Linked DNA regions of Homo sapiens: region 2 is linked to region 1. The links are chromatin contacts, found by Hi-C or POLR2A ChIA-PET in ENCODE. All regions are on one chromosome and are shown on one strand. The core of a region is the stretch at or near the end of the contact, and the rest is flanking DNA. Distances in the headings are between cores, read along the strand shown. Region 1 overlaps CUX1 (cut like homeobox 1). Region 2 overlaps CUX1 (cut like homeobox 1).

Region 1 (5,283 bases), core at 1,883-4,382:
GTATTTTGGAAATCATGTGGGAAGTGCTTTTCCTAGAGTTTTGTAGCTCCTCAAAAAGGCAGAACTAATCAACCAGGCTTCCCCATTGTAGCCACAGTTGGATCCCAATGGTAAGGGCCATTGGGAAACCAATGGTCTGGGTGAGTCTGGCCTGGGACCCTGGCATGGGGAAGAGACTGGACTTGAAGGCTTTGGATGGGCAGCTTGGTCTGGACAGTATTGGAAATAAAGGAACTTGAGACTTTGAAATTGCTGTGATGGGGGTGTTCTCACCTGTCCATAGGGGTGGGATGTCAGTAAGCTTTGCCGGTGTCTGTCCCATAGATAGACTCAGCTCTGCATTGCAGCCCCAAAAGGAGCCTGCATTCTTAAAAGAATTTTAGGGGAAGAAAGATTTAAGAGAGCACCTGAAGTCCTGAATCCCTTCAGAAGGAATTCATGGCTGCCTGTAGTCAGCTGCCAGTCCAACCTTGCCCTCCAAAAGAAGTCACAGAGATTGAGTTTTCAGCGAGGCAGGGAGAAGTTGTCACATTTGCCTAATTCTTGTAGAGGTGAGAGTGGGAGTAAACTGGAAGGGGGCGGATTATTGGTGATTTGGGGGCCACGTTTCCTTGTATCACCTGTAAAGTTTTTTTTTTGTTTTTGTTTTTTTTTTTTTTTTTTGGAGACAGGGTCTTACTCTGTCATGCAGGCTGGAGTGCAGCGGCACAATCACGGCTAATTGCGGCCTCAACCTCCCCAGACTCCCAAGTAGCTGGGACTATAGGCATGCACCACTGCACTTGGCGTATTTATTTATTTATTTATTATTTTTTCGAAGAGACAGGGTCTCCTTATGTTGCCCAGGCTGTTCTCAAACTCCTGAAGCAATCCGCCCACCTCAGCCTCCCAAAGTGCTGGGATTACAGGTGTGAGCCACCATGCCTGGCTCACCCATAAAATTAAAATGAAAAGAGCAGACCACAGCCAGCAGTCTTCCGACCTCCAGCTCTTGCAGGTCGTGGGCAGCCTTGCCCCAGGTGCAGCAGGTAGGCCAGGAAGCAGGTGTGGGAACAGAGCAACAGCAGGCACCGTGGGGACATGCACAGTAAGCGTCGAATCGGTGTGCGTTTGCAGAAACGTGAATGGGTGAATGAAGGGGTGTATGAAGGTATACACAGGAACGCCACAGTCAGCTTTGTGTAAAGTAGACCAGTGAACAGATTGCTGGTATTGCTTCTGACAGCTCTGCTCCTCAGGGGAAAATGGTGAACTCACTTTAGAACTCGCCTTTGTCAGCTCCAACTAGACTCTGGAAGGAACACAAATGCTCAGACTTTCCCATGACAGACTGTGAAGCAAAGCCAGTTACACAGCTACCGTCACTAATATTTTTGGTATAAAGCAGTTGCTAAAATTAATTCCAGTCTGAAACTTGATGAATTCTCAGTCATGGAATTAACAGGTCTTAAATGGGAAAAATAAAAAATTAGCTTGATTAAAAATAAATGTTTGTGCTGAAATGTGGAGCCTGTCTGTCCCTAACAAACTAAATATGAAGTTTTTCATCTTAGAGGATTTGTTTGCCTTTGAGTATTCATAGGGAAAGTGCACGTTTGTACCAGAAATTTAGAGACGCACTCCCAGTAAGTTCTTACGAGCAGTCAGTATTATCCTTTTTGTATAAGGCAAGCAGTCAGTCCCTATGAAGAGTAAGATACAAGCCTGGCTCAGCAGTGGCCCCCCTGAGCCTATCTGATGTGCAGAAAAGTCACGCACACACAACTGTCTTGAAGGGCAGCCTCCTTTCAGCCAGCACCCATTTACTCCCTCTTATTAGGCCTTCCTCTGAATTTATATCAAGCAAACTATTTAGGACGCATCTGCGAAGCAGGAAGTGTGTTTCATTTTGTTTTTAATGAGGTTTCAAACTCTCTCTTCCCATCTCTGTCCCTGGATGACAGCGCAGAGTTTTACGTCATTTGCTATTAGACATCTTGTGGCTTGACATCCTCGAAGGCTCAGCCACCCCTGGGTGTGTTTGGTTAATACAGCAAGTGAAGCCTGGGCAACATATCGAGGCCTCATTTCTACAGAAATTTTTAAAAAGTAGCTGGGCATGGTGGCATGCACCTGTCGTGTCAGCTACTTGAAAGGCTGAGGTGGAAGGATTGCTTGAGCCCAGGAGTTCAAGCCCGCAGTGAGCTATGATCGTGCCACTGTACTCCAGCCTGAGTGAAGGGCGAGATGTTGTCTCTTAAAAAAAAAAAATAATAATAATAAAATAAAGAAAAGAAAAAAGTAGAGGTTCTGTGCTTAGTTAGAAGATATCTAACAACACAATTGGTTAGACTTTCATAATTATTTCTGCTGATGTAAGTATCACAGCGCAGGTCATGGGCAACAGTTTACTGTTTTCACACCCAGCTTCAATGTTAAATGAACCCCAGACTATAGCGTGACCAGTCTGATATTATCATCCCCAAATCTTTATAGTTTCAGCTCTTGGGATGGATGACTGAATAACCATTTTTTTTCCAGTGTGGTAGTCTTAGGGTTTTGCTTATTGGTGTGTGTGTTTCAAGAGGAACCTCTGTTCCTTGGACTTGATGTGAGTGGCAAGTCATGTAAAAAGCTGGATTTTATCAATAGTTTTTGTCTAAAAACCAAAACCAAAAAATTCTTCCCCTGCAGTACCAGTGCTTGAAATAAACCACCCTCCTACCCCCACCCAGCTTGCCTGCGTGGATCCAGTAGCACCCCCGGTACCCCGGTGGGCCTTTTTGGCAGCCCCGAGGGGTCAGGGATCTAGGGGGAAGAGTCACCGCAGGGAGCGCAGATGTACTTGGAGTGGGGAATGGTTGGGGGGGACCCATTCCCCTGCTTTAAACCGCAAATGTCTTTTGATATCTAGTAAAATTGGCAAGCAGAATGATTGAAAACATGTGAGAGGTAACTGGATCTAAGTCTCAAGTAGTACATATTTGAGAAGTTTTCCCCAATGTAAAAGTCACTCTTTAAGAGCCTTAAACTAATAAAAACAAGGAAATTCCATGTTACGGCTGCCACTCGGCCTTTTCATTTTTATTCCAGAAGTCAGATCTGACAGGTCAGCAGCTCACTGGCTCTGGGCTCCCCGTGTTTAAAGCAGTGGGGACGAGGAGAAGAACTGGCAGCCGCCGGGACGGGGAAGTCTCCAATGCCATTCAGTGCCAGGCTCGTAATTCCCTCTTAGTTTATCCTATTTTCTCTTCTTGGGGCGGCTTCCTGTATGTACTTTATTCACTGAAGCTGCTTCAGGATTCCTTCAGAGACTATTCTTGTTTCTTTCCATTTCTGTGTCTTTTTTTTTTTTTTTTTTTTTTTGAGACAGAGTCTTGCCCTGTGGCCTGGGCTGGAGTGCAGCGGCGCGACCTTGGCTCACTGCAACCTCCGCCTCCCGGGTTCAAGTGATTCTCCTGCGTCAGCCTCCTGAGTAGCTGGGATTACAGGCACGCACCACCACACCTGGCTAATATTTATATTTTTAGTAGAGACAGGGTTTTGCCATGTTGGCCAGGCCAGTCTCGAACTCCTGACCACAGGTGATCTGCCTGCTTCGGCCCCCCACAGTGCTGGGATTACAAAGCATAAGCCACCGCACCCGGCTAATTTCCTTTATAGTTACACTAGCTTGGAAGAATAACATACTGAGTGGCGTGGAAGGCGTTGGTGCACATAGGTGCAGCATCCCAGAGCCCCGTCCACTGGCGGCTATTTGTGCATGGCTGCCTGTGGCTTCTTATCTGTGATGGAACCTCGTGGGCAGAGAAGTGGCTGGAGAGCATCACCAAGGCTGCCTGGTCCAAGTTGCTTCCTGTTGCTGCATGGGCAGTGTTCTGGGGTCCAGACCCTGGGTGGTAGTGATAAGATGGTGATGGGGTGGAGTGGGTCCTTATAGATCCCACATTACTGAGCGGCCTTTTGCCCTTCAAACCAGATCACAATCCCCTCCCTGCCAGTTGGTCCTCAAGAAATCACAGGAGGCTGGGCGCAGTGGCTCACGCCTGTAATCCCAGCACTTTGGGAGGCCAAAGCAGGTGGATCACTTGAGGTCAGGAGTTCGAGACCAGCCTGGTCAACATGGCAAAACCCGGTCTCTACTAAAAATACAAAAAAAATTAGCCAGGTGTGGTGGTGCACTCTTGTGATCCCAGCTACTCGGGAGGCTGAGACAGGAGAATCTCTTGAACCCAGGAGGCAGAGGTTGCAGTGAGTCAAGATTGGATTGTGCCACTGCACTCCAGTCTGAGTGATTCTGTCTCAAAAAAATAAAAAAATAAAGAAGTCACAGGAGGCCCAGCATACAGAGAACATCAGGTATAGAGAGATGTCCTTCCTGGGCCAAAACAGGTGGTGTCATTTTGCTGAGTTTGATAGAGAAAAAGTCCTGATGTCTGTGTACATAAGAACTCACGTCTAGAGTTCGAGAAAAACCGGTGATGAGAACTTGAACTTGGAGGAGTCACAGGGGGATCAGGAAAGCTTGGTAATTGGCATGAATTTCCTACCTCCAGGGGCCTGGCACAGAGACCTAGGATGAAGAGGGGGCCATCGAGCATGGTGTGAACTTGGAGAGTGTGGGGAGCTGCCCCAGCCGAGGGCACTGGATGGGAATTCATGCCAGAACCCCATCACATAGCGGCAGGAGCTGTAATTGTGCTTCTTAATTGTGTATCTTCATTTAGTGCGAGTTTAGGTGGTTAGCAATAGCTCTTTAGCTAGCTTTACAGAGTCTAAGTTAAAGAGCCCCTCAGCTATCTTGTAGAAAGCGCCCTGGACAGGATGGGGTGATGCTGACAGCTGGAGTCACTGTTCCAGCGCCCAGAATGGGGAGACTAGCAGCACTTCTGGGCAGCCCATGAAGCAGCCTCTTCCCTCTGCCGGTGTCCCTCATGTCCAGCAGAGCTAGAAGTGAAACTCACTGAGGATTGACGCGGCCCCTTTAAAATCGCATCTCCGCTCTTGGCACCAGGAGCTGTCATGTAGTGTAACCTGTTGGTGCCCAGAACCCAGGTTTCCTGGTGGCAGCCAGCGGTACCGGTGCCAGGAGGCAGCGAAGGAATCACTTGCGACGCCCGCTCTCTCTGCCATACGAGTGTCGTTCTGCGGGGCCATCTGGCTGGCAGCAGCTCTCAGCCAATGGCAGGATGTTGTAAACCTCACTCGCTGAATGCGGCACCGAAAATCTTGAAAATTAACTGCAAAAATAAAATCAAAGCTGGCTCCGAGATGGTATTTCTTGGCCTGGCATAAGCTCTCCGG
Region 2 (5,893 bases), core at 2,715-5,214, 280 kb after region 1:
ATCCTCCCAGCTCAACCTCCCGAGTAGCTGGGACTGCAGGCGCACACCACCACACCTGGCTGATTTTGGTATTTTTTATAGGGACTAGGTTTTGTCGCGTTGCCCAGGCTGGTCTCAAACTCCTGGACTTAAGTGATCCTCCTGCCTCAGCCTCCCAGAGTGCTGGGATTACAGGCATGAGCCACCACGCCTAGCCTGATCCCTCAATTTCTAGCACATAATTTCATCACTAGTTCACTTACAAACCTCAGTTTTCCCATGTGTAAAATAGGAATTAAGTGATCACAAGGCCGCTCTATGGAGCCCTCATCCTAAGGTTACAATGAGTACATATCAGTTGTAGGAGTCCTTTTATCCAACAGTGACTCCGTCAAGCCCTTGCCGTATGCTAGGGCTTGTAGTGGACACCCGAAGAACCATAAGGAGTAAGATGAGGCTGGTTGCAGAGAGTACAGTCTCATCAGAAGAACTTGCTCTTGTAATAAATTCAATCATTGACAATCATTATTTCCACCCAATCTGTGAAACAGAATACCGTTATTTCTTTTTTTTGAGAGAGAGTCTTCTTCTGTCGCCCAGGCTGGAGTGTAGTGGCGTGATCTCAGCTCACTGCAACCTCCACCTCCACCTCCCGGGTTCAAGCAATTCTCGTGCCTCAGCCTCCCAACTAGCTGGAGCTGCAGGCGCATACCACCATGCCCAGCTAATTTTTGTATTATTTGTAGAGATGGGGTTTTGCCACATTGCCCAGGCTGGTCTTGAACTCCTGTCCTCAGGTTATCCACCTCCCAAAGTGCTGGGGTTACAGGCATGAGCCACTGCGGGATCTCACTCGGTCACCCAGGCTGGAATGCAGTGGAGTGATCATGGCTCGCTGTAGCCTTGACCTGGGCTCAAGCGATCCTCCTGCCTCAGCCTCCCAGGTCTTGAACTCCTGTCCTCAGGTTATCCACCTCCCAAAGTGCTGAGATTACAAGCATGAGTCATCATTCCCGGCCCTATTTTTTTATATAGATGAAGAAACAAAACCTCCATGAATGTAAACACCTTTTCCCAAAGCACAGTCAATCTAATGGCTGAGCTAAGACCTGAATTGGGCGTTCTGGCACCCCAGACTGTGGCTTTTAAATTATTCCCCAGGAATGAATCTAGATCAAGGTATTAAGACTCCCTTCTAAGAAAAGATTTTAGCCTTCTTTTTAAAATTAACATTAATTAAAACATTTGTTGCTGGGCGCAGTGGCTCACACCTGTAATCCCAGCCCTTTGGGAAGCTGAAGCAGGAGGATCACTTGAGGCCAGGAGTTTGAGACCGGCCAGGGCAAAATATCGAAACCCCATCTCTACAAAAATTTTAAAATTAGCTGGGCATGGTGGTATGTGCCTGTAGTCCCAGCTACTCAGGAGGCCGAGGCAGGAGAATTGCTTGAACCCAAGAGGCAGAGGCTGCAGTGAGTTATGATTGTGCCACTGTGCTCCAACCTGGGCAACAGAGAGAAACCCTGTCTCCAAAAAAGTAAATATGAGACTGGGTGTGGTGGCACACACCTGTAATCCTAGCACTTTGGGGGGCCGAGGCGGGCAGATCACCTGAGATCAGGAGTTTGAGACCAGCCTGGCCAATATGGCGAGAACCTGTCTCTACTAAAAATAGAAGAATTAGCTGGGTGTGATGGTGGGCGCCTATAATCCCAGCTACTCAGGAGGCTGAGGTAGGAGAATCGCTTGAACCTGGGAGACAGAGGTTGTGCAGTGAGATCGTGCCATTGCATTCCAGCCTGGGCGACAGCAAGACTCCATCTCAAAACAAAACAAAACAAAAAAAGATATGATTGAAGTGTTCCTGGATGTAGAGAAAAGATTTGCATTGAGCAGGCCATCACGTCCTTCATACTTCATGGACTCTGGAACTTAATTTTAACTGAATGTCCCCTTGGCTCTGTTACAGTTCCTTCCTCTAAGTTTAGACAAACTGGATCCAGCACCATGGCTAGGGTGGGAGGCAGCCTTCAGGACAGGGTCAGCGGCTTCCCCTGGCCCCTGGGGTCCTGCTTCATTCTGCAAAGGAAGTCGTCCATTCTGATGTGTCTACACGGGGCCCCTGAGCTCAGTGTTTTGGTTGAAAAGAATTCTGGCACTATCCTGGACTGCAGCAACCAAAACATTTCAGAAGGAAATGAATGTTTTTGCAGGTAGAGTCCGTTGTGGATCCTAGGGGCGCTTAAACACTTCATCATCGGTTAAGTGCCGTGTTTACATGGCACCGGTTCAGTCTCCCCAGAGCAGCCCCGTGGGGCTCCCCGCGGGCGTGTATTCCCACATAGCCAGTGGGTTCCAGCTGCAGCCAGTTGGGGAGCAAACATAGGAAACTGGGCCAGCGGAAAAATGGTCTGTTGGGCTTGGCTGGCAGAATGCAGCAGAGAAACGGTGGAGTCTGTAGATCTAGCAAAGGCCAAAACCCATCCATTGGGTATCCCAGTGGAATCTCCGATTCTAGAAGGTGAGCGGTCACTGAGTGAGCTGCTGGCCCAAGTTTGCAGCCATGCTGGGCTTTGCATAGTTTTGTTTGTTTGTTTGTTTTTTAGTGAGATGTAGCCCCGCTCTGTCACCCAGGGTGGAGTGCAGTGGCGCAATCTGGGCTCACTGCAACCTCCACTCCTGGGTTTAACCAATTCTCCTGTCTCAGCCTTCTGAATAGCTGGGATTACAGGTGTGCGCCACCATACCTGGCTAGTTTTTGTATTTTTGCTAGAGATGGAGTTTCACCATGTTGGTCAGGCTGGTCTCAAACTCCTGACCTCAGGTGATCTGCCCACCTCAGCCTCCCAAAGTGCTGGGATTACAGGCGTGAGCCACCGCACCCAGCCTCCCTAAAGCTTTGAAGGCCACCTCTTCCTCTCTCTGATTTCCTCTCTAGCTTTTGCCCATGTCTCTCCCAGCCATCACCCTATGGACTGACAGGCCGCTGCTTCTCATCCAGGCCCCCTGGATCGCTCCCCAAGCCCCTCTCTGTTTCTTTCTTCATTCTCCCTTATGTCCTTGTGACAGCACAACTGGGAGTGCCCACTGTGTTGAGATGGAGTGAGCCACAGTTTCAGATAAAGGAAGGATGGGCCAGGCGCAGTGGCTCACACCCATAATCCCAGCACTTTGGGAGGCCAAGGCAGGCGGATCACAAGGTCAGGAGTTCGAGACCAGCCTGGCCAAAATGGCAAAATCCTATCTCTACTAAAACTATAAAAATTTGCCTTTGCCAGGCATGGTGGCATGTGCCTGTAATCCCAACTACTCAGGAGGCTGAGACAGGAGAATCGCTTGAACCTGGGAGGGGGAGGTTGCAGTGAGCTGACGTGACACCACTGCACTCCAGCCTGGGTGACAGAGCAAGACTCCATCTCAAAAAACAAAAACAAAAAAAACAGATAGAGGGAGGATGGTCATGTCTGTGTCATTTCCAAGGTCTTACTGCTTTGGGGTTCATTTTCACCTCATTTAGTTCGTGCGAGACAGCGATGATTTTTGCTGTTTTATGAAGGAGGAGTTTGTGGCTTGAGTTGCTGGGAGTTGGCCAGTGTGGCCGAGCTCTTGTGGCCATGCCCAGCCGGGCGCAGGAGTTGAGCCCTCGACCACCCGCTGCCCGGTCCCCACTCTGGGTCCAGGGACAGCACTGAAATCCACACCTTTGACCTGTGTCACTGGAAGCACCTGTCCCAGATACATTCACTTTGACTTGCGCCTTGTAAAACCCACATTCCCTTGGCTGGTTTTACTGACCCTTTTCGTAAAAGCCCTTTAATCAGTGTCTATGGCCAGCACCCCTCAGGGTGGAAGATTAAGATGAAGACGTGATATAGCATGATTCAACCTGTGCCCAGACTGACCTCCCTACATGTCACTTCTGCCATGTCCCCTCCTTGCTCCAGAGCTGGCAGGGACTCCCCAGGGCTGCCACCACATGTCCAGGCGCCTCTGGCTACCCCTGGCAGCTGTCACTCCTCCAGCCCTGCCCCACACTCCTGCCAGCCTCTGCACCTGCCTGCATGTCCTCCGCCCTTCCCCGGCACCCACCCTGAGATGGAGCCCCCTTTCCTTCCGACAAGGTCCCGCCAGCCCTCCCGAGGCCCACCCATTCCCCCCTCCTGTGGCTCAGCCCCACGTGCCACTGTCCTGGTCCTCCTACCCTGGAGGGCTCGTGACGTTGGCCCTGCCCGGCATTATTCAGAGCGGTGCTTTCCAGACTCCCTGTGATGGACAGTTTTGTTTTGTTTTTTAAATTTCCAGTCTGTGGCAGACTGATCGTTTTATATAAAAGACATTTAAAATGTCACCGAAATGCCGAATCGCTATAAAAGTTTCTAAACACTTATTCTCGATTTCTGTAATTGCCTCACTGTGCACCAGCAACAGTTTGCAAATTGGCAACGATCCCTGCAGCTCACGCTGCACAGAACGGGCCTGGACAGCCTGTGCCTGGTAAATAAGCCGACAGGAGATGCTCGCTCCAGCCCCCCAGGGCCACGCGCACAGCTGTCAGAGGTCAGGAGAACCGAAACACCTCTTTTACAACCTCATACAAATCAAAGAAGCAGGAAGGAGTACCCTCTTTGCACACAAAACTTTACAGACTTAAATGGTAAAGGCCTCATTTTCCCCGAGGGAGATATAAAACATTATTTCCCTGAGTGAATGCCTGCCTGTCCCCAAATTTGAAAATCCGTGGTGAGCACACGGTGCATGGGATGGCCCAGCTGTACCTGCCAGCTGGGGCCACGGTGCCACCCTTTCCCCACAATACAAGCAAGATCAGGACGTGAAACTGAGCACTTCAGAGGGGGGACAGCGGCAAGGACAGTGGCTTTCTGTGTTACAGCATGAGCTGCCCCCAGGATTCGGCTGTCATAGACACCATGCAGCTCTGCCCTCTCCACCCCTGTCCCCGTCTGTCATGCCCAGAATTGCATCTGCCCTGCAGAAAATATTTCAGAATCTTTCAGGAGCCAGGATTCCTTTTTTTTTTTTTTTTTTTTTTTTTTTGCTTTGACACAGAGTCGCTCTGTCACCCAGGCTGGAGGTCAGTGGTGCAATCATGGCCCACTGCAGCCTCAACCTCCTCAAGCTCAAGCAATCCTCCCGCCCCAGCCTCCTGAGTAGCTGGGACTATAGGCATGCACCACAATGCCTTGCTAATTTTTGTATTTTTTTGTAGAGATGGGTTTTCGCCATGTGGCCCAAGCTGGTCTCGAACTCTTGAGCTCGGGTGATCCACCCACCTCTGCCTCCCAAAGTGCTTGGATTACAGGTGTGAGCCACAGCACCTGGCCCCGTGATTACTTTTAAAGGTTGAAAAAAGTACTACTTGAGTCATTGAGAAGTAGAATTACAGATTTGACTTTTTCCTTTTTTTTTTTTTAATACCTTAGCTTTTTTCTATTTTGCGTATTTTCCACAATGAGCATTTAGTGAGGTTAAGGGGTGGGTAGCCAGGTTTTTTTCACATCAATTATCCTAAGAGTTCTTCAACAAAGGAACACCAAATATACATTTTCCACATCTTTTAATTCTTTTATTAAATAAAATACTGGCCGGGCACAGTGGCTCATGCCTATAATCCCAGCACTTTGGGAGGCCAAGGTGGGTGGATCACTTGAGGTCAGGAGTTCGAGACCAGCCTGGCCAACATAGTGAAACCCCATCTCTACTAAAAATACAAAAATGAGCCAAGTGTGGTGGTGCCCACCTGTAATCCCAGCTACTTAGGAGGCTGAGGCAGGAGAATTGCTTGAACGCAGGAGACGGAGGTTACAGTGAGCCGAGATCGCGCCACTGCACTCCAGCCTGGGCGACAGACCAAAACTCTATCTCAAAAAAAAAAAAAAAAGAAAAGAAAAAGAAA

The links. Hi-C counts contacts between places; a loop is a spot of excess contacts on that map. ChIA-PET counts read pairs that join two places held with the same protein, here RNA polymerase II (POLR2A). Pooled maps may share reads with other maps.
Region 2: POLR2A ChIA-PET joins it to region 1 with 10 read pairs in WTC11. The contact joins two enhancer-like sites. A Hi-C loop is called at or near these places in 1 of 50 pooled maps. POLR2A ChIA-PET finds 5 or more read pairs at or near these places in 4 of 52 experiments (HEK293, OCI-LY7, PC-9 and 1 more).

The regions. Positions count from the first base shown.
Region 1 is chr7:101,895,264-101,900,546 of GRCh38, forward strand. The region is part of intron 1 of CUX1 (cut like homeobox 1); the gene reads left to right. Among named protein-coding and RNA genes, the nearest start is that of CUX1, 80 kb to the left of the region's middle. RefSeq lists enhancers at 549-1,049, 1,050-1,550, 5,078-5,283. Within about 2 kb of position 3,133, at least 4 of the 41 ENCODE cell types and tissues checked have a DNase peak (open chromatin) inside an H3K27ac peak, as active enhancers do.
Region 2 is chr7:102,171,552-102,177,444 of GRCh38, forward strand. The region is part of intron 10 of CUX1 (cut like homeobox 1); the gene reads left to right. Among named protein-coding and RNA genes, the nearest start is that of SH2B2, 110 kb to the right of the region's middle. Within about 2 kb of position 3,965, at least 4 of the 41 ENCODE cell types and tissues checked have a DNase peak (open chromatin) inside an H3K27ac peak, as active enhancers do.